Linked DNA regions of Homo sapiens: region 2 is linked to region 1. Evidence: chromatin loops called from intact Hi-C (ENCODE). Cell type or tissue: dorsolateral prefrontal cortex. All regions are shown on one strand. Links, peaks and the distances in the headings refer to the core of each region. The heading gives the core; the rest is flanking DNA.

Evidence for each region. Peaks named below come from ENCODE experiments on the same cell type or tissue, not always from the same donor. Only the 100,000 strongest peaks of a DNase experiment are listed, where the experiment ranks them.
Region 2: it touches region 1 in a loop (2.6-fold over the local background); 1 of 110 quality-filtered maps calls a loop at or near these places.

The regions. Positions count from the first base shown.
Region 1 is chr15:88,114,123-88,129,293 of GRCh38, forward strand. NTRK3 (neurotrophic receptor tyrosine kinase 3) reads right to left here. Exons shown (of 20, transcript NM_001012338.3): 11 at 14,589-14,612; 12 at 13,040-13,104; 13 at 12,149-12,251. Among named protein-coding and RNA genes, the nearest start is that of NTRK3-AS1, 130 kb to the right of the region's middle. In dorsolateral prefrontal cortex, for the core only: no CTCF peak of the experiment used is centred there; no DNase peak of the experiment used is centred there; H3K27ac peaks cover 3,622 bases.
Region 2 is chr15:88,200,117-88,215,287 of GRCh38, forward strand. The region is part of intron 3 of NTRK3 (neurotrophic receptor tyrosine kinase 3); the gene reads right to left. Among named protein-coding and RNA genes, the nearest start is that of NTRK3-AS1, 45 kb to the right of the region's middle. In dorsolateral prefrontal cortex, for the core only: no CTCF peak of the experiment used is centred there; no DNase peak of the experiment used is centred there; H3K27ac peaks cover 2,531 bases.

The DNA of each region.
Region 1 (15,171 bases), core at 4,011-12,010:
ACCAGAGCCGTGGCTTTCACCACAAAGGGGCAGATGGATCCTGGGTGGGGGAATGAGTCAGCCTCTGGATCCACTGAGGGAGGAACAGCTCCCCTGTCCTCATGGGTCTCACATCTGCTTTGCTTTGTTTTTAAGGTTCAATACAGAAACCTCAGAAGACATCAAAAAAGATGAAATTAAAAAAATCCCAAATCCCACCACCCAAAGATAACTACTGTTTACATTCTGACTTATAATTCCATATGATCCTAGTATTTTTCCTAGGTATGTGTATAAAAATATTTTCTCTTTATTTTACAACAACAAAAAAAAATGGCATTAGAGAAACTGCTTGGAGTCTTTTCTCACTTGGAAATATATTGTAAACATGTTCACATGTCAATACATATTGCTAAAATATCATTCTTGGTATGCAACTATAAAAATAGAATGCAGTAGATCTCTATGAACTGATACTAACTCATCTCAAAGACAGGCTGTTAGCAGAAATAATGTGGCACAGAACAATGTGAATACAAGCTTGCATTTGTGCAAAGGCAACAGGGAAACATATCCTTGCATAAGCCTTGACTATCTCTGAAAGGATATGCAAGAACCTCTAAGTAATGGTTATCCCAGTGGCAGGAAATTAGGAAGGGACTGAAACTAACATTTTTACTCCATTATCTTTTATACTATTAGGTTTTCTTACCATTTGCATATGTATCCTTTCAGAAACATTAAATACCTACTTTTAAAAGTTGTCATTTTTAAGGTCTGCATTGTATTTATCATATATATGGACCATAATGTATTAATATTTAACTAGTCATTTATTGTTAGATCTGTAAGTAATTATTTATTTATCAAGTTTACTCTGTAAGTCACACTGGGATAAATACCCATATCCACAAATACAGATAGCCATTTGTGAGTATTACCTTAGGTTAAATTCTCAGAAGTGGAGTCAGTAGGCATGGGCTTTTGTGATTTTAGGTTTTTAATAAATATTGTCAAGCCACTTTCCAGAAAGGCTACCCCATTCTACACACTGGGCAACAGCAAACAGTGTCCATTTTCCCAAGCTCTTGGATGGCCCCTGATTTCTGATAGCGCTTCTCCTCAGAAGGCAGCAAGCAGCACACACAGCTCCCTCAGGTTGGCATGCCCCTTGCAAAGCAGGCACAAAGCAGCGGGCTGGTGCTATGGCAGCCATTTTCACACATAATGGCTCATAACAGTACTCAAATCCTGCCTGCTTCCCCTAGAGCCCAGGCCAACAACAGGGTGCCCCTCTGCACCTCCTTCAACTGGTCCAAGGCTAACCCACTGAACTCCATTTATTTGGAAGGATTCACTTTTGAAAGGCAGTTCCTGGAACCACCCGGACGCCCTCCTTGGGGCTTCATGTCAAGGCCTGCTGGCAGATAGACAGATGCTGGCATTCTTCTGCCCCTGCCTGGGAACAGGTTTGCAGGGCTGCTCCAGCACAGAGGCCCCTTTGAATTCAAGATGCCTGTCAGGTAGAGAGGCTCGGCATTTCCAGGACTTATCAGTCCTGGAAACTGCTCTGGTCTTCTGCCAACTATGCAACTCTTATTCTGCAGTAAATTGGAGGGCAGGGCAGGCTTTCAGTGTGAATACCAACCGCCAGAGCAGCAAGACTGGGAAGAATGGGATTCCAGCCACCACCTAGGGCAGTGTCTCTGAGGCCGGCGGGCAGCCCGGGCAGCCCACCAACTTAACCCATGGGGCTTCCTCCGCCCACCGACAGACCCACTCCGAGCCACTCCGGGGCCTGCCAGCACAAGCTTTTCCGGTTTTTTATAGCCCTCAACATTTCATTCCAGATCAGGGGTGGGAGGGAGAGCAAACAGGATAAAGAAGTTTCTAAGGAAAGAGAGGAATGACTGTCACAGCAGCTCAAGGAGCTCTGAGCTGGGAATGCTGGCTACCCACTGCCTGCTAGCCTCTCTGAGCTTCTGCCCAGACTCCTTCAGTGGGGGCAACAGTGTTGATTGACCTGACAGTTTACTGAAATCAACTGGGGCAGCAGACCTTACAAGTCCCGTCATGTGGAAAGAGGTGGCAGTTTGGTTTCGAACCAAGGAAGCCACTATAGAAACAGTTTTAGGAAAGAAGAGAGGCATATTTACCCAAAGAGGATAGAACTGAAATGCCTTACAAGTAGTGGTTATAGAGGCCCGGTGTGGTGGCTCATGCCTATAATCCCAGCACTTTGGGAGGCCCAGATGGGTGCATCACCTCAGGTCAGGAGTTCGAGATCAGCCTGGCCAACATGGTGAAACCCCGTATCTACTAAAAGTACAAAAATTTAAAAAAAAAAAAATGGTGGTTATAGTTTGTAATCTTATAGTCACAAAATCCCAGCCTATAGACCTTTGAGGTAGGTTCATTTTGCAACTGGCACTCAGGAAAAAACAAAAAGCAGAGAGGTGATCTAAGTTCCCAGGTCGCAGGCCTGAAGTATTTACCAGTAACTTTACCCCTTATTACTTAAAGCATGGTCCACAGAGCAGCATTGTCTGGGACCTTGTAACAAATGTTGACTCGCAGCCTTCCCCAGACCTATTGAACCAGAATCCACATTTTTAACAAGATCCCCAGAATCTTCCAATATTCACTTGCATGTTCAAGTTTGAGAAGTACCGTTCATGTTATCAGCCATTGTCTCTCTACAGATATAGGATGGTGGTTCCTAAACCCCAGCAATCATTCAGGATCACTCAGAGAAATTGCTTGTACCCCAATCACCCCAAGTTTGATTCAGTGGGTATGGGGTAAACCCTAGGCAACTGCACATCGAACAAGCTCCCAGCATTATCAGATGAGCTGGTCTGCAGACTACATAAATGACTTGGAGAGCCAGTGAAATATGCGGACGTCTATTGGATTGAGACCATTGTTCCTCAACCTTAGCTGCACATAGAAATCACCAGAGGAAGTAAAAAAGAACACCCACCCCTGAATTAAGTGACCTGGAGTGTGGCCTAGGTTTGGGAAGTTATATAATCTTATCAGATGTTTAGAATGTGCAGCTAAGATTGAGAACCAACAATTTAGAATAAACTCATTTAAAATCTAGTTTTGATACTTACCAGGTACATGACCTTGAGTGATTTAACCATTCTGAGCAGTTTTCTCATCTTTAAAGTGGGAATAATAGCCACCTATGAAGTCTCTATATTTGAAGATATATTAGATGTCTGGCACACAGTAGGTACTCAATGAATGTTTGATGCCTGTCACTCTCTTCCCCTACTATGATTAGAAGTGAAAAACCAACTGATATTCTTGTCTTTCGCCCAAATCCCAGCTTCTCTCTAAAAGGAAGTACAGAAATACCTGTTTCATCACCATTCAGGATAGACAAAGGAGCTAGGATCTTAAGCCATGATGGATTTTGTATTCAGGAAGCAGAGCTAGCTTCGTGGACCTGTGACCTGACTCTGTGCTCAAAAGAACCTTAGCTTGGAATTTAATGCTGTGCTGTAGCTGTCTGGAAATTCTAATCTTTTTTGAACATTTTTCACTGGGCCACACAAATTAGGTAGCCGATCCCATTAGGGAGGAAGCCAGCAGCATGTTTCCCTCTGGCTTGTGGTAACAGAGTTCATCCAAGAGAAAACAATAAAGAAGCAGGCACCAGAGTTACTTGGTTGGTCTCTCTCTAAGTATGCTGGGATAGTGAGGAAGAGAGACAGGGAGTGTTATTAACCCTTCTGAGTGCAAGGGCCAGAGATAGACCAGCCTCAGGCTTCTGCTTCCTTCCCTGGAACAGGTGGCAGACACACCTGCTTGCTGGAAGCACAGCTGGCTGAAGGATGCTATTCCTCCACCTGCAGTGCACTCCTCTCTACTCCCCTGCCCAGCTTATCCTCCATGAGGAACCACAGCACAAAGGGCAGTGGGTGTCAAGGAGCTGGGGCCGGGGATTTGCAGCCGTTGGCTTGGTGGCTGCTGTTTTCAGCATGTGGTTTTTCTTCCCTAGTCCAAAAACATGTTTTCTGGTTAGCAGTTGTTTTGATCTCTCTGTTTTGCTGTCTTTGGTTTCCAGGGCTGCTCTTTGGCCATCCTAAAGCCCTCTGCAGAGTTCACAGGAGAATGAGCTGCATAAACGCGGGTCTTGGGTACTGCAGCCACATGACAGCTTCTCATTAGCCAAAGCCTATCATCATGCCTCTTCCGCGCAAGTGAAAGCTTCCAAGACCCAGAGGAGAATATGCAGAGAGAGAAAGAATGTTCCATGAGAAGAGAGGAGGGGGTCTGTTGGAGCAGTTTCCACAACTTGACTTTACAGGGGGTAAAAAACATTTGGAACAAAGAAGGATGCTAGAAAGTCAAAGCTGGCAACCCCAGCCCCTCTTGGTTTTCCATCCTGTACCATGATACTGTAGGATAACTGGATCAGTGAGGAAGTATGTCACCATGATTTTTGGTGAAAAATAAATTACTAAAGTTTGTGACTTTTTAAAAGCCAAAAATCAGTTTGAATTTACTATTATTCTTAGCTTTTAAAATCTCATTTACTAACTCATCTTCTGTTATAGTTTCCTAAGGTGTAAAATTACTGTGAGAGCCAGCACTTTTGGGAAAGCCCGGTGACATCCACAGTAGGGCATAAGGCATGTGATCTCACCTGTCACATGAGTAGCAAGGGACAAGAGGTGCAGAATGTCTAAACTGGGTAAGGTATCGCGGGGCTGTTAACCCTGTGGGAGCCATTTGCAACAACACGAGTCAGTAAGCACTGTGCTCTGCTGCCAACACTCAATGAATCTGAGATGCCATCACTTCGGCTATAGAGCCAAGCATAGTGGTCATCCTTGGCCCTGCTGAACAGGATAGAGAGGCCTGCCAAGAAGAGCCAGCTAGCAGGTAGCCACAGAGGAAAAATATTTTGCATCAGCCTCTATTTCAAGGGAATTCCCTTTGAATAGGAGAGTCGATGCAAGGGAACAGTTGGTTCCCTGGAGTCTTCAGAGCAAGTTCAGCCTCCACACGACCAATGGTGACCGTGTAGGGACTTCTATGATGATTCACTGCACCCCTGCAAAGCTCCCACAAAGGACAGGGCAGCAAAAGCATGCCAGAAAAACACACATGGCTTTACAGCCTTCTCAAAGCTCCAAGCACCACATTCTAGAACTCAGTCATCAAGTGGGGTGGGCCTTTGTCTGCAGTCAGAGCCTCCCATTGAAGTTCAAAGCAGAGAAGGAGACGCAGAAGACCCCTGGCTTCTATAAATTTATGTCCTGCCTGTGGATCTGCTACAAACCTAACCTCTTTAATTTAGAATTTGTCAAATACTAGGCATTTTTGAGGAAGCGGGGTGGTTGGAAGGTCTGTCAAATGTCAGAAAAGAGAGGGAGGGCATGCAAACATTTGTTAGGAGAATACGAGGACCCTGGGATCACAACACAGGAAAGAAGCCAGAAACCACTCTCAACATTATGTTCAAAGAGTCATCTTACACCAGGAATCCCAAGTACAGGATCATGGCAAGGGCCAAAGGTACCCTCCTCCCTTGCACATGTCAATTCAGAGGAGGAAATAGAAAAAGAAGTCAAGAAGGAAGAAAACGAGGAGGAGCAAAGAATGGACACATCTTGGGAAGCCAGGAAACCCAATTCCTTTACCCAGTTTCATTTCCGCCTTGCACTGCTCTTGGTTCCCGACCCCCTGCTAAATGTAGTCAAATAAGTGTATTGTGCAGGGTGAAAGAAACTATTTTACTCAACAATACCAATAGTGCTTTCATCCATGGTCCCAGCCCCCTTTCAGTCACCTCGGATATCTCCTATCACACACCACACTTCCAGTACCAATTCCCCTGCTCTGCACACATGGCTAAGACATAGGGACACTCTGTTCCAGCTGAGAAAGAAATGCCAACCTACAGCATCAAAACTCAGGAGTCCTAGATCCCTCCCACCCCTACCTCCCTCCACCTGGAAGAAACCCTTCTCAGTCCAATGCCCCAAGGTTAGGAGAGAAGGCAGAAATGACTCCTTCCCAACTCTAATCATTCCCTTAGACAACCGGTGAAACCAGAAGGATAACAAGAATGTTCAATGTGGCAGCAGCCCCTGAGATCTTTTGGCAGGAGCCAGTCCCTCCAAATCAAGACTCTGGCAGGATTCTACAATCCACTCAGAGGACAGTTACCATCTGTTTATGGAAAAAAATGTTAATAACCCCCAATCATAATCAAATAGGCAACCACTTTACTTTAAGTACCTATTAACTAACGCTAATTTACAATGGAACAGTCCTGCAAGTGCTCATCCGCAGGCCCATCAGAGGCACCAGCACACATCCAGCCATTAGGAAGAAAGGCAAGTGGTTGCTGATGAGGCACTTAAGGCATTGCCGGAAGCCCAAGCAGCAGTTCTTGATGCCCTTCCTTCCCGGCCTTCCCACTTCCGCTGTCCTGCCACGCGTGCAGTCTCTAGCATGTCTGAAAATAAATGAAGGAAGTTCTTGGAGCCTACTCCTCCATCAGCTCCTATCTTTCCCCAAGGCCAGGAGTGCCCCAGGTTGGAAAAAGTGGATTAATAAGAGAATTTTCGAAAGCCCCATTTAAGTGGCACAGCATTCAAAGTTAATTAATCAGAGCCTTGGAGGGATTGAGCTGATGTATTCATAATCCAGCTTCATTTCCCTGACCCTCCCAGGTTCTCTGCACAAGTCAAGTATGTGGAAAAGCAGGGCCAGAAGGCTCTCGCTAGCTGTGTGCTCTGGCACATCACTGCATCTCTCTGGGTCTCAGTTTCCTTAGCTGTACAATGGGCACATTAGCCTAATAAGCCTAAGGTCTGTTTCAGCTCTGATAAACTATTATTCTGTTTTCTTCATGGGAGTAAGAGGAAGCCAAGAAGTATGAAGTAATTCTCACAGTATCTCTGATCTAGAAGTATTTAAAGATACTTATGAGGTGGTCAAGAGGAAAAGAGGCCAAATAATGTATGTATTTTTTTTACAGACTGCAAAAGATCCACACACTTGCTTCTTTTTCTATTAAATAATTATGATGCTCACCTTATACTTTCTATTAAATAATTTTGATGCTCACCTTATATGAAAACTACAGAGCAAGTTTTATTATTGTTCAGACACACTAACACCTATTGCCTGGTTATTGTTCTAATGACGACGTGAAATGATGATGGTGCACTATGGATGTGGACAGTGTGCAGCCAAGACAAAGGAGTCAGGGCATTTGTGTTGCTGTGGAAAGAGGTTGGAGCTAAAACTCAGCCAAACCAAAGCAAGTCACTTCCTTGTCTGGGCCTCGGTTTCTTCACCTGGAAATACGGATACAGGAGAGCCCAGCCAGATCACTGTCATGATCTTTTAATGCCTAATTTAACAATATTTTATGAGAATGAATTTGTCCTAAATTCTGAACCATCTCACTTCCAGGCCCAGGATGCAAGGGTACACTCTAGTTAGTTGTTAAAATGCTGAAATATTTTTATATGTTTCTGTAGCTGCAGTAAATAGCCCATGCCCTGAACCCCACAAGTACACACCTCCCAACCACCCTGGCCACCCCATGATCTGACAATCAAAGAGTTAATGTCTAGCACAGTGGGGACCTCCAGGGCCCTGCTCCAGCAGGAGGGCTGGCTGATAGGGCAGTGCCCAGGACATGCCAAATACTTCACAAATCACCCCTGCCACTCTGAAGCATTAGACTTCATCAATAGCAAAAAGAAACCCCCACTGTACACTTAGCACCATCTTAAAACCTTTGTGATTCCAAAAGAAGATGAGCTTGTGTCCCAAGGTGACCCCTTCCCCAAGCCAAAATTTTGATCAACATGGCAGTTGGAGGGCTCTGAGACAAAGCATGTTCGGTTTGTTTCTAGGAGATCTGGTTAATATATTCATCTCCCATAAAATGGGCACCCATTGGAATTCCTACACATACCGACAGAGAGAGATCTCCAACATATGACAAGGAAATAAAGCAAGATGCAAGTTACTCAGAGTATAAGCATGAATATAAATTAAAACACTCACAGAGTAATGCATTTTGTAAGTATACTGATATATATGCATGTCTGTGTGTCTACATATGGATATACAGAGACATATGCATATATGTGTACATATACATATAGGTAGAAGTATGAAAATGAACTGTTTACCAGCCTTAGCCACTCATCTTTCATGTAGTAGAGGTGGTTGCTAATTTGGCAGTCTGGGAGGTGTGAGTTTATCTGGGAGACAGCCATGAGGGGAGAGACAGCTGACAGAGACACACAGAGACAGAGATACAGGGAAAGAAGCTTCAGTCAGTGAACTGGAGGATGCTGAACTTAGGCTAGTGGCTGCCTATGGAGATGGGGATGGGAATAGGACCAGGGGGATGACTAAAGGGGTTTTAGTTTTAGTCATATTTTATATCTTCCCAAACTAAAGCAGTAAATGCAAATATAAGACAAAACAGTAAGTCATTTATTCTAGGTGGAGGGAATATGGGTGTTTGTTATATTAATCTTTGTCTTTTTCTGTATTTTTTTTATTTCTCAGAAGGAAGTAAAGCTCCTATTAGTAGGCCCTCCCTATCGATACACCTGGCCCTCAGATGTGGATGGGGAATTGTTTATGAGTTTTCCCTATCATCATCTCTCTACTTCCCACTGCCCAGACATCTCAGATCTCCCAATTAACTCTAACTAGCCCATTGTTAATTTATAAGCTGTACTTTTTTTATTATTAAAATTAAAGTCATTCATTTCTAAATTCAACAAGCAATTGTCAAATGTTGCGTGGTGTTTTCAGGCATACTAGGCTGAGTGATCTGTGATTTCTGCCATAGGTCGCTCCTGGTCAAGTAGGACAGACATATGGTCTACCAGCAAAGAAATGACAATGTACTGGGATTAGCGTATAATAAAGGCATTTTACTAAATATTGTGCAGGACAAAAGAGGGCATGATTGCGTCTTGGATGGGCAGCCCTTTTTGGAAGGCAATAAAAGGAACCTATGAAGGTTTATACATAAAGAAAAGAAGGGAGAAATGTTCCCATGGAGCCTTTTTATATGCCAGTTACACATAGATCTTGACACTCACAGCAACCCAGTGAGGGAGGTAGTATTATTACCATTCTGGAGTTGAGGAAACAGAGGCACTGAGAAGGTAGTAACTTTGCTGAAGCCAATGAGCAATTAAGTGGTATCGTACATTCTCACCCAGACTTGAAAATTCAAAACTGAGACTGGGGTGGATGTGAAGAGACAAGGCTTTCCCTAAGTAAAAGGTAGGGAACTTCTGGTACCGGTGTCATCACTCTTTATCCAAGACTGTGATGCTCGCTGGCAATAAAAGATCAAAGGTTAATGCAGCTTGAGGCATTTGCTTATGTCAAAGAAAAGAGTCAAACTCGGTAAAATAATTGAAGAGATTTATTCCGAGCCAAATATGAGTGACCAATGGCCTGTGACACAGCCCTCAGGAGATCCTTAGAACATGTGCCTAAGGTGGCTGGGCCACAACTTGGTTTTATGCAGTTTAGGGAGACATAAGGCATCAATCAATACATGTAAGATGTACATTAGTTCCGACCAGAAAGGCAGGACAACTGGAAGCAGGGGCTTCCAAGTCATAGGCATATTCAAAGATTTTCTGATTGGCAATTGGTTGAAAGAGTTATTTTCAATAGGAAGGTTCAATAAGAGGTTATGGAGACCAAGGTTTTATGATGCAGATGAAGCCTCCAGGTAGCAGGCATCAGACAGAATAGATTGCAAATGTTTCTCATCAGACTTAACGAGTCTATTCTATCAGTAATTCCAAAAAGAAGGAGGGTTTAATGAGGCATGTATGGCTCCCTGCTTCCCATCATGGTCTGAACTAGTTTTTCAGGTTAACTTTGGGATGCCCTTGTTGAGAAGAGGGATGCATTCGGATGGTTGGGGGGCTTAGAATTTTATTTTTGTTTTGCACTTATTTATCCTAAAGTGAGACCCAAACATAATCTGGCTTCATAAAGATGAAAGAGATTCAGGCTTAATTCTAAACAAGGTGAGTCTTAGATACACCATCTCATCTTGCCTATAACTCCAGTATAACTTACTTTAAGTTGCCCGACTTTACAATAGAGGATATTTCACTTCCACCTACGTGGACATGTTCTCCTGACCCAACCAGGGCCAAGAAAGGAAGGTCTGCCTGGGAGAGGGGAGCAGGGGCTGGGAGAAGCTCTGAGGACAGCTGAGGGGAGGAACCACCCTGGGTGCTGCCTAATCCATCCGACATGGGGACATGCTGTTCCAGAAACAGGATGACAATTAATAGGAAAAATCTGCTCTTACAGCACTGCCAAGCATGTCGCAGGGTCTCAGCTGGTGGTGCGCCTCCTCAGGGGAAGAGCAACAATGCCCCATTCTTCCCTTTGGTCAAGGCCCTGATGTTTTCTCAGGTGGAAGGAGGAAGAGCTATAAAAGCTCCCTGCATGGTAGGAAAACTTTGCACAGGCAATAATAGTGCCAGTCCTCAAAACCAGGAGCCCAAGAATTATCCAAAGATTGAAAGCTGTGCGCTCACTCAGTGGTCGTCTCATCTTCTAGATCTAGAAAGCCTTGTTTGGCATGTTGTGTTTGCAGATAAGACATCTCCAATCTAGGTGCCTAAAAGTGGTCTGATTTTGTTTAAGTCATCTGGATTCCAGCCAAACTTCCATCCACCTTTATAATTTGCCTGCACATGTCTTTCTCTTGGTCAAAATATCTCAGATGACTTAAGAAAAACTAGCTTGCTTTGCTGTGAGTTGATCAGGTTCATCAAGAGCAGAGAGTGCAAAGGCAGAAATCTTCTGGAAACAGGGCACCCTGTACCCATTTTTTGTTTGTTGTTTGTTTTTGAGACAGGGTCTTTCTTTGTTGCCCAGACCGGAATGCAGTGGTGTGATGACAGCTCACTGCAGCCTTGACCTCCTGTGCTCAATCAATCTTCCCACCTCAGCCTCCTGAGTAGCTGGGTTTACAGGGTTTTCTACCCTTCTAATCCTCTCTGGGTATTTCCCTATATATCAGTGTTCTGAATTTTCAAGGAGTTACAGAGGTTTCTGAGAATATAGCGAAAGCTATGGACTAGTTCGGTTCCATGCGCAAACACTCCAACATTTGCATACAACTCAGAGGATCACCGTCCCTGTGAATGCCATTCATGTACTCTTCTTCAGTCCCTAAGCCCCAAGGTCCCCAACCACAGACACAAGCTCATGCAGAGAATCCATAGAAATTCATCTCTCTACACATCCCATAGTCTCACCAGATAACACCAACCTGAGTCCTGGCTCAGCAAACTGATAACTTATCAAACCTCGTATCATGCCTCCCTACCCACCCCCACCCAACATCGCCAAACATGGAAACCCCAGCTGGGAGTATATCTTGAAATTCAAGTTTCTGTTTTGGAACTGGTACCCAGCCTCTCTTGAACCATTTGGTCACATCCATCTCTGAGACCAGGCAGGTGGATGCTAATTCACCATGTTAACCCCTTTCATGCCAGTCCCCTTACCCGAGCCTTGGCAAAGAGCCATATCCCACCACCCCACCCTGCCACAGTGGAGTGGAGCACTGTATGTCATGGAAGCCAGCCAGCAGATTTAGAAATCATGTTGCTCTTGGCATCCACTCTGGGACTCTGTGTAGAGCTACGTGCTGAGATCCCATTGCATGGGCAGCTTTTCAATGCCGGAGTCTACCCTACATCTTGCTGTGCTGACGCCTTCCCAACACAACTTCAAAAACAAGAGGAAAACCGTGTCCTCAAACTAGGAGTCCCTTTACTCACCCGTAATGAAAATAAACCAAAGTCCGTCTTCATTTGCCCTGAAATCCAACTTCCTTTCCAAATTATCCTCATTGCATAAGCCCTTCTAAGCAATGTTTATCAGCAGTCAAAGCAAAACCATGTGGATCTACAGTTTGGTTCCCACAGATCCCAACACTGCCTTCAATCCATAATTACCAAGAACAAGCGGCAAACAGGAGTTTCCATCAGTACCAGTTAGACCCCATGACCGGAGGCCCTCTCAGAGAGCAATGGGAGATTAAAACAGTATCTTTTGATCAAAAGCAGTAATGTTTCCCCCCATGACGCCCTTGAAAATGAAACTCCCACCTTACCCTTCATTCCAAATTTGGACCGTCGACCATATTTGTTGATCATGACGAAGAGAACCACCAACAGGACACAGGCAAAAGCAGCAAGTCCAACTGCTATGGATACCTGTGAGGAACCAGAAACAGAGAGTCAGCAACAATCACAGAAAACCCAATTTCCTTGAAAATAATGTGTGTGCCCAGATAAGAACAGTCCTACTGCCATAGTAATTGTAGCCTTCTCAGAACTGCAATACTGAGTAAGGTCTTTAGAAGAAGAAATATATGAGACCCTTAGAACATTTAAAAGTATATAAATTACCCAATTTGATTAGAGAAAGTTCCACGATTCAATGTTCTGAGCCCCTTCTCACCTGGGGCCATTCTAACAGATGCAAAAACAAGCCTAGAGAGGCGTCTGATTTTGTTTTAATTAGCAAGTGAATTCTGCATCTTCATGTTAAAATTCCTTATATAACATTCTTATCCAGGAAAGTCGAAAAGATCTGGATTCTAAAAAGAATCCTTTCTCCTCCTCCCCAGAGTAATCTTAGGCTCTGAAATAGTAGGAGTGGGCGCTTGAAAACACACCCAAGGAGATGCCTTGAGCAACTTGGCCTTTTGTAGGAAACTTGTACAGTTAGCAGCCCCTGCAAATCAGGCCCAGCTGGGCTCCTAACAGACTGGGGATTTTCTGAACCCTAGGGCTTGGAGCAGATCGTCAAACATTTCCTCAAACAATGAACTATTTCCATCCAACAAGGAAGGTTTAAACTGCCTGAACGTAGTTCAATTCATTACTTTTTTTTTTCAAAGTTTCAAGTAAGATAATATTTGGAAAAGTTAGCAACACAAATGAAGTCTGAAAATGACTATGCCAGTCAACACACTCCTCTTGACCAAGAAGTGACTCACCCCAAAAGTGTCTTCTTCTGGTTTGTGGGTCACAGTGATAGGAGGTGTGGGACTCACTTCGTCAACTGAAAACCAAACACAAAAAGGAGGAGGACAGTTAGCTTCCCGGCTGGGGAGGCTCAGCCACAGTCCCTGCCCAACTCCCAAGCTCCCTTGAGACTTCCCCCTGCAGAACATCCTCTGAAAGCCAGGCTCTTGCAGTCTGCCTTCCCCAGGCTTTGCAGGACCCCCCACCCCCACAGACCAGGTTCCTATCTGACCATCTGGCTGGTGTTACAGTTCAAGCACAGGCTCCATAGGAATAAAGGACATTCAGTCCCATTCCCTGCCCCAACCCCAGAGAAAATAACATAACCTGGGCAACTTGGGCCATGAGCTATAGAACAGAAAAAAAGAAACATGGTTTGGGATCCTGGCCAGGGTCTGGATTAGGCAAATGTTACTGGTGGTGGCAGCTGTTGCTGACATTCTGCTACTCCTTGCCACAGGCATTCCTTTTCCTCTCCCTGCCTTTCCTGTGCCCTCCCTCTTTCCTTCTTTACTCCTCAGTGAGATCCAGGAGGCCTGGGGATCCATCAATCAGCCCACTATCCATTCCCCTAACACTGATTTCAGAACACAAGGGCAGCTTAAGTTAAAAAAATAGAACCATCTGACCGGGAAACACCACCTTTACCCAGCAAGGCCAGGATGGGAAGCTAAGTATCAATTTTCCCCTCACTCCACCATCTAGAATCACCTCCTTGACAAGAAATGGCCCCAATTCAGAATTCTCTGAAGGAATATTCTGCAAGATTACAAGTCCTCTAAGGCTGAAGACAACTAAAGAAATCACAGATATTGACATCAGTGCCAGAAAGCCGAGGGTGTTTCTAAACAGCACCTATTATCTCAAGCCAGACACGAGGCAAAAATGGCAGCAGTTGCTGCTATTATTCCCACCTCCCATGGAGAAAAAAAAGAAAAAGGAATAAACACAGGTTTCCCTACAGTCCATAAACAAAACCCCAAATTCTTTTAGGATTGTCTAGCCCTAGCCCCAAATCACTTATAAACTGAGCCTCAATAATTCCTTCTGAGGACACATGAGCCTATCAGGAAACCTTGTAAGTCAAGCTCTCATGAGGCGAGTCCTGGCCAAGTGCTCAGGCTCCTGAAGCAGGTGAGAAACACTAGCAGGTTTATAGGTTCCATATTCTCTCTGCAAGAACAACTAAGATGATCAATAGGGGTCTATTGAGGCACATGAAACCCATGTCCATCCTCACACAGCCCCTCTTTATCCAGGTAAAGAGATCCACAACATCATCAGACATTAGAAAACTCCCTGGGGGATAGTGAACCACAGAGTGATTACCCAAGAAAAGTGGGCTTGGAACTGCCTAAAAAGCATTGCTACCCTTCATTTCCCTTTCACAGTTCACTCAGATGCCCTCAGCTGCCATGGGCCAGGGATGATGTGGAATAGGAGAGAGGGCTATTTGAATTCAATAGTTACCGATAGTATCAGAATAAATCAGTTTCAAAGCAACAGGTAAAGCAGACTTACACAAGATAAAGTTATCCGTGCTCTCTGCAAAAAAAGGACAAAGAGATAATTAACAAATTTAATAAAAACCAGAACAGACACACTACTTGGTCCTAATAGCTATGATCTCTCCCATTCACCATGATTCCCTGTTCTCATGGCAACTGACAAACTAAAATGCATGGCACATCACCCGTCTCCCCATGCTACACTACCAGTTTAGGGGGTGGTCCTCCAAATGGAGAAGGAATGAGAGATAAAGTTCCTGGTTTCAAGGGAGGTGGCCCATCTAGGAACGAGAAACCAAACCAGGTTCATTATGAGATGATAGGGAATTAAAACTAGACCCTCTGTCTCATTCACAGCTCTGCTTTCTTAAGGACCCAAAGTGCTGGGAATGGGGCGACAGGGTGGGCTCCCCTAGACATTCTTTGAAAATGCCAGGTATGATCTCAAGATAAACTTATTCAAAGTAATATGCAGAGTTGATTCTAGCAGGTCACTGAGAAGTTCTTGAGAATCCCTCTAGAATCTGCCCGTCCTGCAGATGGTAACATGTTATTTGATCTTTGGTCTCTAGAAATAGCTCAACTAATAATGAAAG
Region 2 (15,171 bases), core at 4,028-12,027, 86 kb after region 1:
GAGCCTCTGGTTACAGAGCTCACTCATGTCCCCCTGCATTCACCACAAAGAAGGACTCAATGGCCAGAAGCCACTCATCAGTTCCCACCTGCCCGGACTGGCCGCCAACCTAGAGCATCTTTACTCAGTGGGTTCAACTTCTCCCAAGCCTAGGTCAGGCTGATTTATCCAGGCCTAATCCCAACAGCAGGTATGGCCTGGAACTCCACTTCATTTATTTATAAGCACCTACTATGTGCCAGCTCCCTCTGCCTGGCATCTGGTGTTCCTGGAGAGATTTCCCCTCCTGCACCACTGATATGGTTTGGCTGTGCCCCCACCCAAATCTCATCTTGAGTTGTAGTTCCCATAATCCCCACGTGTCATGGAAGGGACCCTGTGGGAGGTAATTGAATCATGGGGCAATTACCTTCATGCTGTTCTCGTGATAATGGGTGAGTTCTCACAAGATCTGATGGTTTTATAAGGGGCTCTTCCCTCTTTGCTCAGCACTTCTCCTTCCTGCCACCATGTGAAGAAGGATGTTTTTGCTTCCCCTTCTGCCATGACTGTAAGTTTCCTGAAGCCTCCCCAGCCATGTGGAACTGTGGGTCAATTAAACCTCTTTCCTTTATAAATTACCCAGTCTCAGGCAGTTCTTTATAGCAGTGGGAGAACAGACTAATACAACCACCAAGCTGCAGCCCTCCCTCCAAGCCTACTGGAAGCGCCTTAGCAATATGACAGGGTCTCTATCACAGGCTCTGATTGCCACTTCAATGAGATGCTGAAAATCTGGGACAAGAGCTCTGCCCAAATCCCAGCTGCTCAGCTAGGCTCTAACAATGCAGCGAGCACACCATCATCTTTCCTTTTCCTGGCAGAGGGACTCAAGTCCTGCTCACACTTTCTCATCAGCATCTTGCTAATGGCTCATGGACCAATCTCAAACCATGTAGATCCCTGTCTACGCCGCATTATTAATTTTCGGTTAACAACAGGAGTGCTTCCCAGATCCACCACATTAGGCACCACGGTCAGCCAGACCAGTCCCAATCAGATTCAAGCCCTGATATCTTACCCACCATGATATGTTGGAATGGGAGTGCTGGCTAGACTCTGGGGACCAGCCCAGCAGCTGGTTAGTTTCCCTTTGACCTGAGCCCACCTATTGATAGTTTTATTCCTTTTCCTCACCAGCATGCCATTGGTAATTCAAAATGACTAAAAGCTGCATTTACAAGTGTGCAGACACCTACCACCCACGGGTCTCATGGGTGTTGTCCCTCGGTTCTAAGGGTGTGTGAAGCCACCATATCATGTGCAATTCAAGAATTCAAAACCTAGGCCAGCACAGGACTTGCATCTGAATTCTATAATGGTAATAAACTTCACAGTAGTCTTCAGCTCAGACTCTCAAGGAACCTGTGTGACAACAAACCCTCTCCTCCTGCACACCTCGTACATGCTACAGGAGTGCAGAGAGGTTAAGGTGCAAATGATCCCTGAGGAAAACACTCCCAATTCACGCCATCTGGACACAAAGGCCATTCCTCCCAGCAGAGAAGGTTGAGTCTCTGCTGTTCCCTGTACTTAAAACTGTGAGGTGCTAGCCCTGCCTGCAGATGTCTTGGGGTCCGAATACTTCAGAACACAGGGCCAGGCCACCATGATGTTGGGCTTTTTCTTAATGGAAACTGCCTGTTTGCCAAGGAGCCCCTGTCCACTGGGTCTGCTCATAAGGGGTTCTTTTCACACCCCTGGAATAAATGCTTGCATAGGGCATACAGAGCTCTTCTTACTGATAACAACTTTATAAAATACATTTGAATGATGTTCCAAGTCACTCTCTCTTCTATTTCCTCCCTCATTTCTTTGTCATAGATGGTGCCCTTCCAACAGGTCTGGATTCCTAAAAAAAAAAGACTACATCAAGGCCTAAATGTGAAGATCTATTTTCCTCTGAAGAAGGTCAGGGTTCCACAGATTAGGACCCCCAAACAGCTGTTAATAGCCATTCTCCAGCTGACTACTGCTGGCCAAAACCTGCAGGAGCCTTCCTCCTGGTCTTCGTTTCTTGCCTTCCAGGTCTTCTCCTAGCTAATCCAATCCTAAGCGGGGAGGCACGAGGGGCTTTTTTCTCCACCAGCCTGTATCTCAGCAGCCTTGCTCAGGCTCTTTCAACTTCACTTCCGTTCGACATCTCCCCCACTTCACTGACTTTCTCTCCTGGCCTTTCCCTTCAATCATTCATCTCCACATTTGGGAGACAGGGCTCCTCTCCCAGCCAGCTGCTCTGTGCAGTGTGAAGTCATAGTTGGCAGCAACAGGCAGAATGCCCCATTCTCTAAAGCAGAAACCTCAAAGAACCCAAAAAGTGAGTCAGTGTTTCTGAAAGCTGTCCCGTGCTCAGCTGTGTGCTCCAGACAGTCATTTGGGGGAGTTATGGAGATACAGATGCCCTTTTGACTAAGCGACCCATTCATGTCCATCTTCAGGGTGTGGCCAGTTGGGCCCCAGACCTGTTCCTGTCCTAGGATTCCTCAGAGGCTGCCTGCAAGTTTCCATTCAAGCCCATCTCCTCACCATGACCTGTGCAGCTGCACAGAGTGCTGTCCTGGAGAGAAGGATGTTGCCAAGGAGAGCATCCACACCTGTGTGTCCAAAGGCTGAGTGTGACCCATGAGTCTTGTTTCCCACAAACGTGAGATCCCAGAACTAACAAGACCAAAGACCAGAAGATAAAGAAGGAAAACTAGCATTGCTGATTCCCTAGGAAGTAAAATGCCACTGGCCAGCAGGAGAATCTGGTTGGGCAGGGGCTGGATGAGACACTGCAAATCTTGCCAAGCAAACACTCTGTGTGTCCCACTGATGTCCCTCAGACCTTCCCACTTTTTGATGCTAGCTGGCTCCCAGTGGCCAGCACCTGCTTCTCTCTTCCTGAGAGCTTTCTCTGGAGTGGGCCAAGTGTCTGCAGGGCTTAATACCCCAGGAGCAGCCCTCCTAGCAATGATGGCGGACAAATATCCCAGATCCAGTTTCCCACAGTGATTGCTAGCTCGGTACACACTCTTCCTGACTTCCCATCTCAGTTCCCCATTCCCCTACCTAGAAGTCCTGAGATTACTTCCCACATAAATCACTTGCCCTTGAATATTTCTCTCAGGATCTGCTTCTAGGGATTCCCAAACTAAGACACCTTTTTGTCTACCAGCTGCTACACATGGGAACCCATGTGTGTCTTTCCAGCTCTGTCTCCTACCGCATGACTCAGACCCCAATAATCCACTTAAAAGAATAAAGAGTTGCACTGTTTGAGCTTTTACTGTGTGTCAGTCTCTGCATTTACCCCCCTAATCTCATTTCAATCCCATAACCACCCTAACGAACAGGTTTTATCATTCTTGTTTATAAATGAAAGGCACCAAGAGGTTGAGCGACCTTCTCAAACCTCACACGGCTAAAAGAGGTTGATTATTGGGTATGGATATACAGTTAGATGGAAGAAATAAGACCTAATGTTCAATAGATCAGTAGGGTGACTATAGTTCACATTAATCTATTGTACATTTCCAAATAGCGAGAAGAAAGTAATTCAAATGTTCCTAGAATAAAGAAAAGATAAATATTTAAGGTGATGGCTATCCCAATAACCCTGATTTGATCTTTACACATTATACGAATGTATTAGATTATCACATGTACCCCAAAATATGTATGTCTATTATGTATCAATAAAAATAATTTTTTTAAAAAAAAGCAAAGATAATTTTTTTAAATGTTACTTTAAGTTCAGGGATACATGTGCAGAATGTGCAGGTTTGTTACACGGGTATACATATGCCATGGTGGTTTGCTGCACCTATCAACCCATCATCTACATTTTAAGCCTCACATGCATTAGGTATTTGTCCTAACGCTCTCCCTCCCCTTTCTCCCCACCTGCCAACAGGCCCCAGTGTGTGATGTTCCTCTCCTTGTGTCCGTGTGTTCTCATTGTTCAACTCCCACTTATGAGTGAGAACATGTGGTGTCTGGTTTTCTGTTCTTGTGTTAGTCAAGCAAAGGTAATTTTTTAAGTGAAGTCCAGATACAAACTCTCTCCTCCATTGGATTCCGCAGCAGTTGCTCTTAATCCCAACAATCTAATGCCTTTCAGACACCTGCTCTCGCCAGTCTTGGGATTTCTCTCCTTCTGGCATACTCTCTCCCCTATTACCTTCTAACTTGAAAAATTAAAAAAAAGTCTTGCCTATTTCACAGAGTTCTTGAGATGATTCAACAAGCCACTGTCTATAAAAAAATCACAATTAACGATAACACATTATAGAAATGTAGGGAAGCCAGATTTTGATCACTTCTACTCCTACAATCAGCCATTTCTAATGCTGCTCACTCTACAAACTCTTCCTTTGATGCCCTGATCCTTGGCCAGGTTCTCCTTCCAGCCTTATCACAGTCTGTTTTGGGATCAGAGTTTTTGTGGGTGTATCTTTTCTCCCCTCAGAAAGGCCCTTTCCTTTGCACCCTGCTTGCACCCTAGGAGGTGTTAAAAATTCTTTCTGGATGAACTAATCAGTTACATAAAGGTGTGAGAATGGGAGCCCGCCCAAGCCACAGACTCTCATTCCATACATCCAGACCTGCTGGTGAAGGGAAGCGAGGCTGCAGTCACTGGACAAATATTCACTGGGGGCGTGCCACCTGCTGGGCACAGTCTCTGGCTCAGGCACATTCATCAGGTGTCACCTCTCAGCAGAGCAGGGCTACCTGAGTGGTGAGGTACAAGCCCCTCTCCCATTGGATCAAACTCAGTTGGATCAAACCACTTTGACAGGAGGTGAGGGAAAAGGAAAGGAATATGATGGGAAAGATGATGCGTTTCTGAGATTCTTGTTACAGTCTGGGCAATATCCCACATCAGTCCTGCCCTTCCTACCAGGAAAATCAGCATTCTCAGGAGTGCTGAGAAATTGGAGAGAAAGAAGAAAACAATCCAGGGCTGACAGTGACGTTCATAAAAAGTGATTTTCTCCCCCTGCTGCTAAGCTTAGCATGTGGTTCTGTATATGGTGGGAAGACGAGGGATCTGGATTCAGGGTTTAAAATGCATTTCAGCTGGAGCCTTGATGCCTTAGTGTCCGTGTGGGGTGAGAAACACAAGGGATGACAGACTTCCCTGGTTCAAGAGAGCATGGGGAAACCGCAAGCCAGAATGTGTCCACCGCCCAGACTGGCCTACGTGGGCCTCGGCTCTCAGACCCTCCCATCTCACCAGCCAGGCCTTTGAGGCCTCTCCTGCAAGCATCTCCCCAAGGTCCCACAGAGGTCCAAGAGCCCAGCATGGCAGCGATGCTTACGTGAAATCACACTTATTACATGATCTGCCACAGATCTCTTCCTAGGAGGCTACAAACTTCTACAGACATGAGCTCTGGTATATCATCCTAGGGATACAGGAAGCCAGCCAGCCACAGCCCTCTATTTCCTGAGCACTGAAAGGTAACCCAACTGCACACAGCCCGCTTCTGAACAAGGGCTATCCTAAGCCCCCAAAACGGTGACTCCAGGGTCAGCCCTCTCACCCCGGTTTGGCCCCTACTCGTTCTCCAGGCCCTGAATAAATAAAATGGCGGGCCTGACTACAAGAGAAGGCTCCTAAGGACTTTGGGGATGGGAAGGCACACAGGCTGAACAGAGTCTCCCATAACCCTGACCTACCTACTGTAGTCGAACCGGCCCCTAGGTGTGTACAGGGGACAAGGGCGTCCCCTGAATCCCTCATGCTCCCTCCTGCAGACCTGGAGTGTGCCTTATGAATGTGGACAGCTTAATGAAGAGGGGTCCAGTTGCAACAGCTGCCGACCTCATCTTCCGGGATCTGCTCAGCCGCCTTTTCTAATCCATTCCCCACAGCAGCTAGAGATGCCTTGGAAGACACTTATTAAAACTCTCCAGAGGCCGGGCGCGGTGGCTCACGCCTGTCATCCCAGCACTTTGGGAGGCCGAGGCGGGCGGATCACGAGGTCAGGAGATGGAGACCATCCTGGCTAACACGGTGAAACCCCGTCTCTACTAAAAATACAAAAAAAAAAAATTAGCCGGGCGAGGTGGCGGGCACCTGTAGTCCCAGCTACTCAAGAGGCTGAGGCAGGAGAATAGCGCGAACCCCGGGGGGCGGAGCCTGCAGTGAGCCGAGATCGCGCCACTGCACTCCAGCCTGGGCGACAGCGAGACTCCATCTCAAAAAAAAAAACCAAAAAACAAACAAAAAAACAGGCCGGGCGCGGTGGCTCACGCCTGTAATCCCAGCACTTTGGAAGGCCGAGGCGGGCGGATCACGAGGTCAGGAGATGGAGACCATCCTGGCTAACACGGTGAAACCCCGTCTCTACTAAAAATACAAAAAATTAGCCGGGCGCGGTGGCGGGCGCCTGTAGTCCCAGCTACTCAGGAGGCTGAGGCAGGAGAATGGCGCGAACCCGGGAGGCGGAGCTTGCAGTGAGCCGAGATTGCGCCACTGCACTCCGGCCTGGGCGACAGAGCAAGACTCCGTCTCGAAAAAAAAAAAAAAAAAAACAAACCTCTCCAGAAACCTCAAAGAGTCCTGGTTCTGAGGAGAAACCCACACTCCTTACAGTGGCCAGGCGGGCGGGGCCGGGTCTTTCCTGGCTCACAGCTCCTTTCCCTGCTCCCACCTCGGCCATAGCCCTGCAGCCACAGCCATCTGTCTCTGCATCGGAGGCCCCACGCAGGGCCTTTGTTAGTGTCTGCTGGTGCTTCTCCCTGAGACTGTCCCCAGACACACCATTGCCCCTGGTCAACTCCTTCAAGTCTCAGGGGAAATGTGCTTCCTCAGGGACCCCCAGGCCCAGGCTTGGTCAGCGCCCCAGGTCTACATTACCCAGAACCTTCTGTTCCTCCTTCAGGGAATTCACAGTCAAACTCGGAGTCACTGGCTTAGCGTCTAGCTCCGCCCCGACATTGTGGGTCCATCAGGGCCTGTTTTATTCCTGGCTGCATCCCCAGCCCTCGGGCCAGGAGCTCAATGGTATTTGTCAGGTTGCTTGACCCTAACAGGCTGGTTTCATGAGAAGGTGATTGCTGGGACTATTATATTACCTGCCTCCAGCGAGTCCCCAGGCACCTGCCTCCAGGATGGCACTGCGGGGATAGTTGTCCCATGAGCTGGGTGGTGGAACTGTCTTCAGTGCTGAGGCAGTCAGGACAACTGAGCTACCCACAGATGTCACTCTTTCCCCCCAACACCTTCTGACTTCCTGCCCAGAGCCCAAACACACCCTTACTACATCGTTTCTCAAACACAATCCCAATTCCTCCAAAAGCTTCTGTTAAATCTATCTGAAGAGTTCAAGATGAAATACACACAGCTGTCCTGTTGAAGCAGGTTATGTGCTATCACTGTGGCCTCATCCAGTCACAGAGACTCAGGTGGCAAAGCAGTATATTAGGGGGACAAGAGCTTTTTTCTCTGGAGAAGGATATCCTGCCTCTTCTTTGTCTTCTCAAAGGTTTAGTACCAACCATGCGACAGTACATGGCAGAGGCCTCTGCTGCAGGCAAAAGAAGCAGGTCCCCAGATAAGGCTATTTTCCCCAGATAAGCCAAGGCCCCTCCTGGCTTCCCGGAGCTATCATCAGCATCACCCTCAAACACAGCCTCAACAGACCAGGGCCAGATGTGCTCAGCTCATGGGAGATGGCAGAGATGCAATCAGATGTGCAAAGATTCTCAGCCCCTTCCTGGCTGCCTTTAAAAGCCACTGCTCCTGTGGACACAAGTCATCATATTCCATTTTAACTTGAACAACAGGTAACCTTGTGGATTCTGGGAGGCCAGCCTGCAGAAACTTCCTACGGTGTGTGGATCCCAAAGGCATGAGGCAAGTAAGGCTACTTGGTTTGCATCGATGTCACCCCACTCCCTGCAATGGGATCTGTTGCAGTCCTCTAGCCACTATGGCCACAACATCCCTCCAGCATGCCTGGATCATAACCAAGGAAGTGGCAATGTCAGAAACAGGAGACATCCCTTCCAAACAGCCCATCCCCAAGGCCTCCCAAACACTGGCACTCTGTGTGCCCAGGAAGGCTTCCATCTCTCAAAGTCCATTTCTTCCCTCCCACATCCCTCCCACACTCAAGGGGATCCTTCATCTCATCTGACTCCTGCTTGGTCTCCACCCCCTTTGGATGTCCCATTTTAGCTGGAGAAAGGGATATAAAATGATACCCCTCTAAAGGGAATCAAAATAGAGTGGACACAAAGGAAATAAGATTCACAGTGAGAAAGCAATTTGACATTTGCATGATGCTACATCACTGTGTCTCAGGCTATAAAGTGCATGCAAACCACCTGGGCATGTTGTTAAAATGCAAATTCTGACTCATAGGTCAGAATGAGGCGGGGTCTGAGATTCTGCATTTTTAACAAGCTCCCAGGATGGCTGAGGCTGCTAGTCCATAGAACACACTTTGAGTAGCAAGAGTGTGCCTGCACAATGCCTGGCCACAGAGTAGGCACTCACAGTGATTTGCTACGTTGAATTAAACTGCAGGAAGAGCTGGGTTTGATGGCAGGACTCATTAATAAACAGCAAGTGGTAAGCTGAAGCAGTCAAATAAACCAATGGTTCCCAGTGCTGGCTGCACATCAAAATCACCTAGGGAACCTTTTGAAAATGCCAATGCCTGGAGCCCACCCTCAGAGATTGCAATTTCATTGGTCTGCAGTAGAGTCTGAGTATTTTTTAAAGGTTCCTTAGGGGATCAAGTTAGAGGGCCAACGAATTCAACAAAACGATGTCATTGCCTGCAATGTGCCAAGCATCGTGCCCTGAGTGAGGCATTGGACATACAGAGTTGAGTGGGACCAGGTACTGCCCACAGCAAACTTGAAGACTAATAAGGGAAATAAATCTATGTGTAATTATAATGGAAAAACTACTATTAGGCATAAGTTCTATAAACTGGTTTGGGAATACAGATGAAGAAACAACTGATCCAAGATAGAGGAAATGAGAGGAAAAAGAAGACAGTGACGAAGAGGTAGTGATATATGCACCTTAATGGATGCATAGGAGTTTTCTAGACAGACAAGAGAAGCAGCTGCCCCAAACCTCTGTTCTTCCCCATTATTGGTCATGGGGAGATGATGTTTGGCCAGCTGTCGGGGTCCTAAATTCTAGGCAGCTGCCTACTGCCGCCATGGGTTGATAAGGAAGGTGTATGCACAAAGAACAAGGTTAATCCAATGTGTGTTCTGTTACCAGCTGGTGCTATTTGGAAGACCACATGGGAGTGGCTAGGATGCCCTATCAGTCAGAGACCAGTCAGGAAAACGGAATTCACATCCTATACTTGAGAGAGGAAATTTAATGGGGAAACGGGTGACATCTTGGAGTTGCTAAAAAGCCAAACAGGTAGCCACAAGGCAACACAGAGATAAGCAACAGCAGAAAGACCCCAGGCTGAAGGGATAAAAGGAGGAAGTGGTGCTGTGAAGCCCAGGGTCAGAGCCGTCTGGCAGGAGCCAGGAACAGCAGGGACTGCCCAGCAGAAGCTGCAAATACTAAGAAACACAACCATTGCTAAAGATGCAAAGACCACTACCCAGAGAGTGAGGCAGGGAGCTTGCCCTCTCTGTTCCTGACCACAGACTCAAACAGTGCCTTCCATTGGCCAAACCCAGCCCCCAGCCAGTTGGCAAAGGGTCCTGGGAGATGTAATTTCCAGGGGTCAGGCCTGAAGGGCAGGGAATGGATCTGGGCACTGACAGGTAAATGACAGACTCATTCTGGGCTTCTGGCAAAAGCAGGCTAAACATATCCCTCATCCCCTTCCCTACCTTCAAACTCTATCTTGCCAGCCAATGCAGTACAGACACTGTCCACATAGGATCTGGGGAGGCCACCCGGCAGGTCACATCCAGCTGTAAATACCCTCTTCTATGTGTCCTCATGGTGCTACACAAATAACAAATATTATCAATTTCTCTGTGTGCAATGATGTACAAGTGTTTATGAAGCACTGCCCCAAGAAAAAGCTAAGAAAGAGGGAATGAAGGGAGCCCACACCTAGGAAGAAATGTTTTTCTTGAATAGGGAGGGCCTCTCAAAGGGAGGCAGCCTCAGACCCCTCTAACTGTGCTGGCCTCCTGGAAGCACCAGGAGAGAAGCAATTCGAAGAGCAGCCCGATTCCAAAACAGAGAGCAATGACCTGATCTATCTTCCTCGCGGAAGCCTGAAGATGGAAGAAATTCTTAAAATGAAACCCAAAAAAGCCCTAGCCTCAGGTTTTCAAAGAAATAAAGGAATGCTACAGAATGTCCTGTATCTCAAGCAGTTGTTCCTCTGCAATTCCTCAATTGGTTTCTTGCCTTTGCACCATGATGGTTTGGAACTGAACAAACTGGCCAGAGGGAAAGCTCAGATGCAGGAACAACTCTCCCAGGTGGTGCCTGTGAAGATGATGCTGCTGGGTCTTCCCCAAGGGCAGGAGAGAGCGAACACCTGGAGCAACTTGCCCCTGGTTTTATTTAGAAATTCCTCTAAGTTTACAGAGTCTTTAGAGAAAGCAGAAGCCTTCTCTCATACAGCTCATATCACTGAGTTCTTCTGATTTATTTGTAAATGGATCATGAAAACTCGTCCTAAAAAGCTAACCAAAGAGCATAACTTCTGCGTCAACTTCCATCAGAGAGCGGGCTCCTGGGACAGCTGCCACCTTGGATGGAAGGCAGCTTTGGGAGAGACAAACAGAGCAGTGAGCAGGGAGGGAAACACCCTGCCTGTGACCCAGAGCAGTGAGATGTTCCACTGAGAGCCCAGCACACCATTTTCATTCAAGTGGCATTTATATACTCCACTCATTAAAAAAATTAATGCACTATTGTTTTAATTGAGGGCAAATTTACATAACATAAAATTAGCCATCTTAACATGTATAATTTAGTGGCATTTAATACACTCACAATGTCATGCAAACATCACTTCTATTTAGTGCCAAAGCATTGTCATCACCCCCCAAAAAATATCCTGTATCTATTGAGCAGTCACACTCCCCTTTCTTCCCTTTCCCCAGTCCCTGGCAACTATGGATTTATCAATTCTGGACATTTGATATAAATGGAATCATAAAATATGCACATGCATTTGTATCTGGCTTATTTCACTTAACACATTTTTGAGGTTAGGTTCATCCATGTTGTAGCATGTATCAAAATGTCACTCTTTTATGGCTGAATAATAGGCCGTTATAGAGATAGACCACATGTTTATTCATTCATCAGATGATGGACATTTTGGAGTGTTTCCACCTTTTGGCTATTTTAAATAGTGCCACTACAGCCATTCATGTTTATGTTTTTTGTTGAAATATCTACTTTCAATTATTTTGGGTATACACCCAGAAGAATTGTCCATTTTTAAAGGATTTGAGAGAAGATGTAATATAAAATAGCATAATTAGGAATGTAAGCAAAATAGACTTATTAAAAGGGAACAAAGGAGTATGTGTTAACAGGAGTCCAAGGTGAACTAGTTCTCACAATCAGGCACTGAATGTGGCCACAGGTTTCCTGGCAGCTAAGGTGAAAAGGGAAACAAATCAAGTCACTACAAGTCAGCTGTAGAGATAAACATGTTTTCCCTGACACTAGATCCAGAAAAGAACCTGTAGCATAGATCCTTCTATAAAAGATTGTGTGTGACATTGCAGAGGACATGTTCTTATATTTCTACAAGAGACAGAAATGTTCTTCAAATGAGTGGTTTTGTTTTTTCTTTTCTAATCAACTCTATATGGCTCATGAACACATTTAAACTGTAATTCAATAAACCCAATTTTGTAGAATAAAGCAAATACAGCCCAGATACATTGCTTTCTAAATACCCAATTTATTACATGAATCAAATGTGAAGAATCCAAAGAAATAAAGGTGGAAGCATCCATTTAAAGTCTCTAACAGGCCGGGCACGGTGGCTCACACCTGTAATCCCAGCACTTTGGGAGGCCGAGGTGGGCACATCACGAGGTCAGGAGATCGAGACCATCCTGGCTAACACGGTGAAACCCCGTCTCTATTAAAAATACAAAAAAAATTAGCTGGGCATGGTGGCAGGCGCCTGTAGTCCCAGCTACTTGGGAGGCTGAGGCAGGAGAATGGAGTGAACCTGGGAGGCGGAGCTTGCAGTGAGCCGAGATCGCGCCACTGCACTCCAGCCTGGGTGACAGAGTGAGACTCCATCTCAAAAAATAAAAATAAAATAAAAAGTCTCTAACAGTTCATTTCTTCAGCATGTCTCTGAATTCTTTAACACGTGCCCATAGTGCAGACATTTTATGCTGGTGGTCAAAGTGATGGCCCTTAGCTTACATATGAGGCAAGGTGTGTAAAGGGTAAAGCTGCCATTTAGCTGTGGATGTTCACAAGACACTTCTCTGTTGATGGACCTCGTTCCTACCCAAAAATACAGTAACTGAGACTTGCACTTGGCTGACCTCTGACCCTCCCTTCTCCCAGCTCCTCCTACCTCTCCAACCTGGTAGATACTTCATGGAAGCTGTTTTGGCTGCTGCATCACACACACACACACACACACACACACACACACACACACACACACACACACACACACACATCCCAGGCCCCCATGGCCAGCAGTATGTCCCACTCTGTGGCTGCCATTGGCAGAGCAAAAATCCATCAGACATCCAAAGAAGACCCATGCCTGAAGGGGAAATGTCAGGGCCCCCACACTGAGTGGAGTCCAACTCCATCCTCACCCTATACTGAGTCAGAAACAGCCCCAGGAAAGCTGGTCACTGCACCGATGCCCACGCTGAGACATTGCAGGGCTGTGGGGTCCCATCGCCTGGGCACCTGACGCCAACAGCCCATGCAGAATGGCCCCGTATGTGTGAGGTTTAAGCCATAGTAAAAATGTGCTTCTTTCTATGCCTGACTGAGACTAGCACAAATGTCTTTCTGGTGTGGATTTTCTTGCATGGAACATTTATTGACAGCTGCTCCCTGGAGTCATGGTCTCACTTCCTGTCATCCTTAGGCAGCCGTCTGATGTTGGGGTGAGCCATCATTCCCGTTTCACACATGAGGAAACAGAGGCCCACCAGGATTGAGTAACTTGCTCAAAGCCCCCCAGCTGTTAGGTTCACAGCTCTTCTCCACTGGAGGAAACTCTACTTTTAAAGGTGTCTGGGTTCTCCCACTTTCTATCCTTGCAGCCTGAATAAAATAAAGGCGGGACAAGGACAATGAAAGAGGAACAGGGGGACAAGCTGCCCACACGTGTCCACTTGAGATGCTGTGAGGGTGTGCCCACAGCCCCTCTCTAGGAACAGTGGAGACTAAGGCCCAGACAGACAGACAGACAGACAGACAAGGCAGCTCGGCCTCACTCTGGGGTACGAGGAGAGCTCTGTGGTTCAGAAGCGGGAGTGTAGATGGACTTCAAATAATAATCACAAACACGCAGTGTTTTCTATGTGCTGGGCACTATTTTACATGCTCTGCCTTCATTAACTTATTACGGCCCTCACACAGTCCTGCGAGGTAAATGCTAATACTATCACCATTTTACAAAGAAGAAACCGAGGCACAGAGGAGTCAAGTCACTTACCTAAGGTCACACAGCTTAAGTAAGATTTGAAACGAGGCGGCCAAGTGCAGTGGCTCACACCTGTAATCCCAGCACTTTGGGAGGATAAGGCGGGTGGATCACCTGAGGTCAGGAGTTCGAGACCAGCCTGACAAACATTGTGAAACCCCGTCTCTACTAAAAATACAAAATTAGCCAGGCGTGGTGGCACATGTCTGTAGTCCCAGCTACTCAGGAGGCTGAGGCAGGATAACTGCTTGAACCTGGGAGGTGGAGGTTGCAGCAAGCCAAGATCATGCCACTGCACTCCAACCTGGGAGACAGAATGAGACTCTGTCTCAAAAAAGAAAAAAAAAACAAAAGAAATGAGGCCGTATGCCAGGATCTACGTGCTTAGCCACTGTAGAGTTTCCCGGGGCTCCCATAACAAAGTATCACAAACTGTGTGGCTTAAAACAAATGAAATTGTCTCACAGTCCTGGAGGCTGGAAGTCAGAAATCAAGGTGTCAGCAGGGCCATGCTCCCTCGAATGGCTGTAGAAGAGAATCCTCTCTTGCCTCTTCCTAGTTTCCAGGGGTTACTATCAATCCTTAACATTCCTTGGCTCATAGCTGCATCACTCCAATCTCTACTCCATCTTCACAAGGCCTTCCTCCCTCTGCGTGTGGCTGGGTCCACATGTCGAATTCTTATAAGAACACCAGTCACTGGGTTTAGGGCCCCTCTTAATGCTATATAACCTCATCTTAAGGAATTATGTCTGCAAAGACCCTATTTCCAACACAGCCACATTCTGAGCTGCAGAGTAGACATGAGCTTTACAAGGACACTACTGAACCTGGAACAGCCACTGGGCTGTACTGCTTCTTGAAGGGGAGGTCACTAGGGCTAGGACCATTTGAGCCAGGAAAAAATAAAGCAGAAAAAAAAAAAAAAACAGAGAGAATAAGGACAAAAAAAATGTGCCCCCAAATGAACACTCTTCCTATTTCCCAAGCAAGATGCAACCTCTCTGGAACGCCTTCCCATACGAGCCCAGCTTTGTCTGAATTTACCATTTTGTCCCATAACCGGCTGGGCACACATCTGCCCCTCCACTAGGAGGTGAGCCCCTGAAGTGCAGGGCTGTCGGGGCTCATCTTCATGCCCCAGTGCCTAGAGCAGTGGCTGGCAGGTGACAGGTGTTCAGCAAAGGGATGGGGAACTCATGACTTTCTGGGCCTTGCCCTGCTCCCCACTCCTCTGCCCGGTTTCCTCCCACATGAGGAAGTTGACAGCCCCAGGAAGATTCAGTGATTTGCTCAAAGCCCCTATAGGCCCATAGCCCTTCTTGGTCAGAGAAAGGTATCTGGGTTCCCTCACCTCCTACCCTATGTGTCTGGCACACCATAAGCACTGTGGGTTTGCCGTCTAGCATTTAGGCCCAGGAAGTAACTCCAAAATTTGGCAATGGCAATTCATCAGAGGAAAAACATCCCGGTTTGTTCACGGCTTCCTTGACAAATCCCAGTTCAAACGGAGCATCACGCTTGGGGGTTGGAGAAGGAA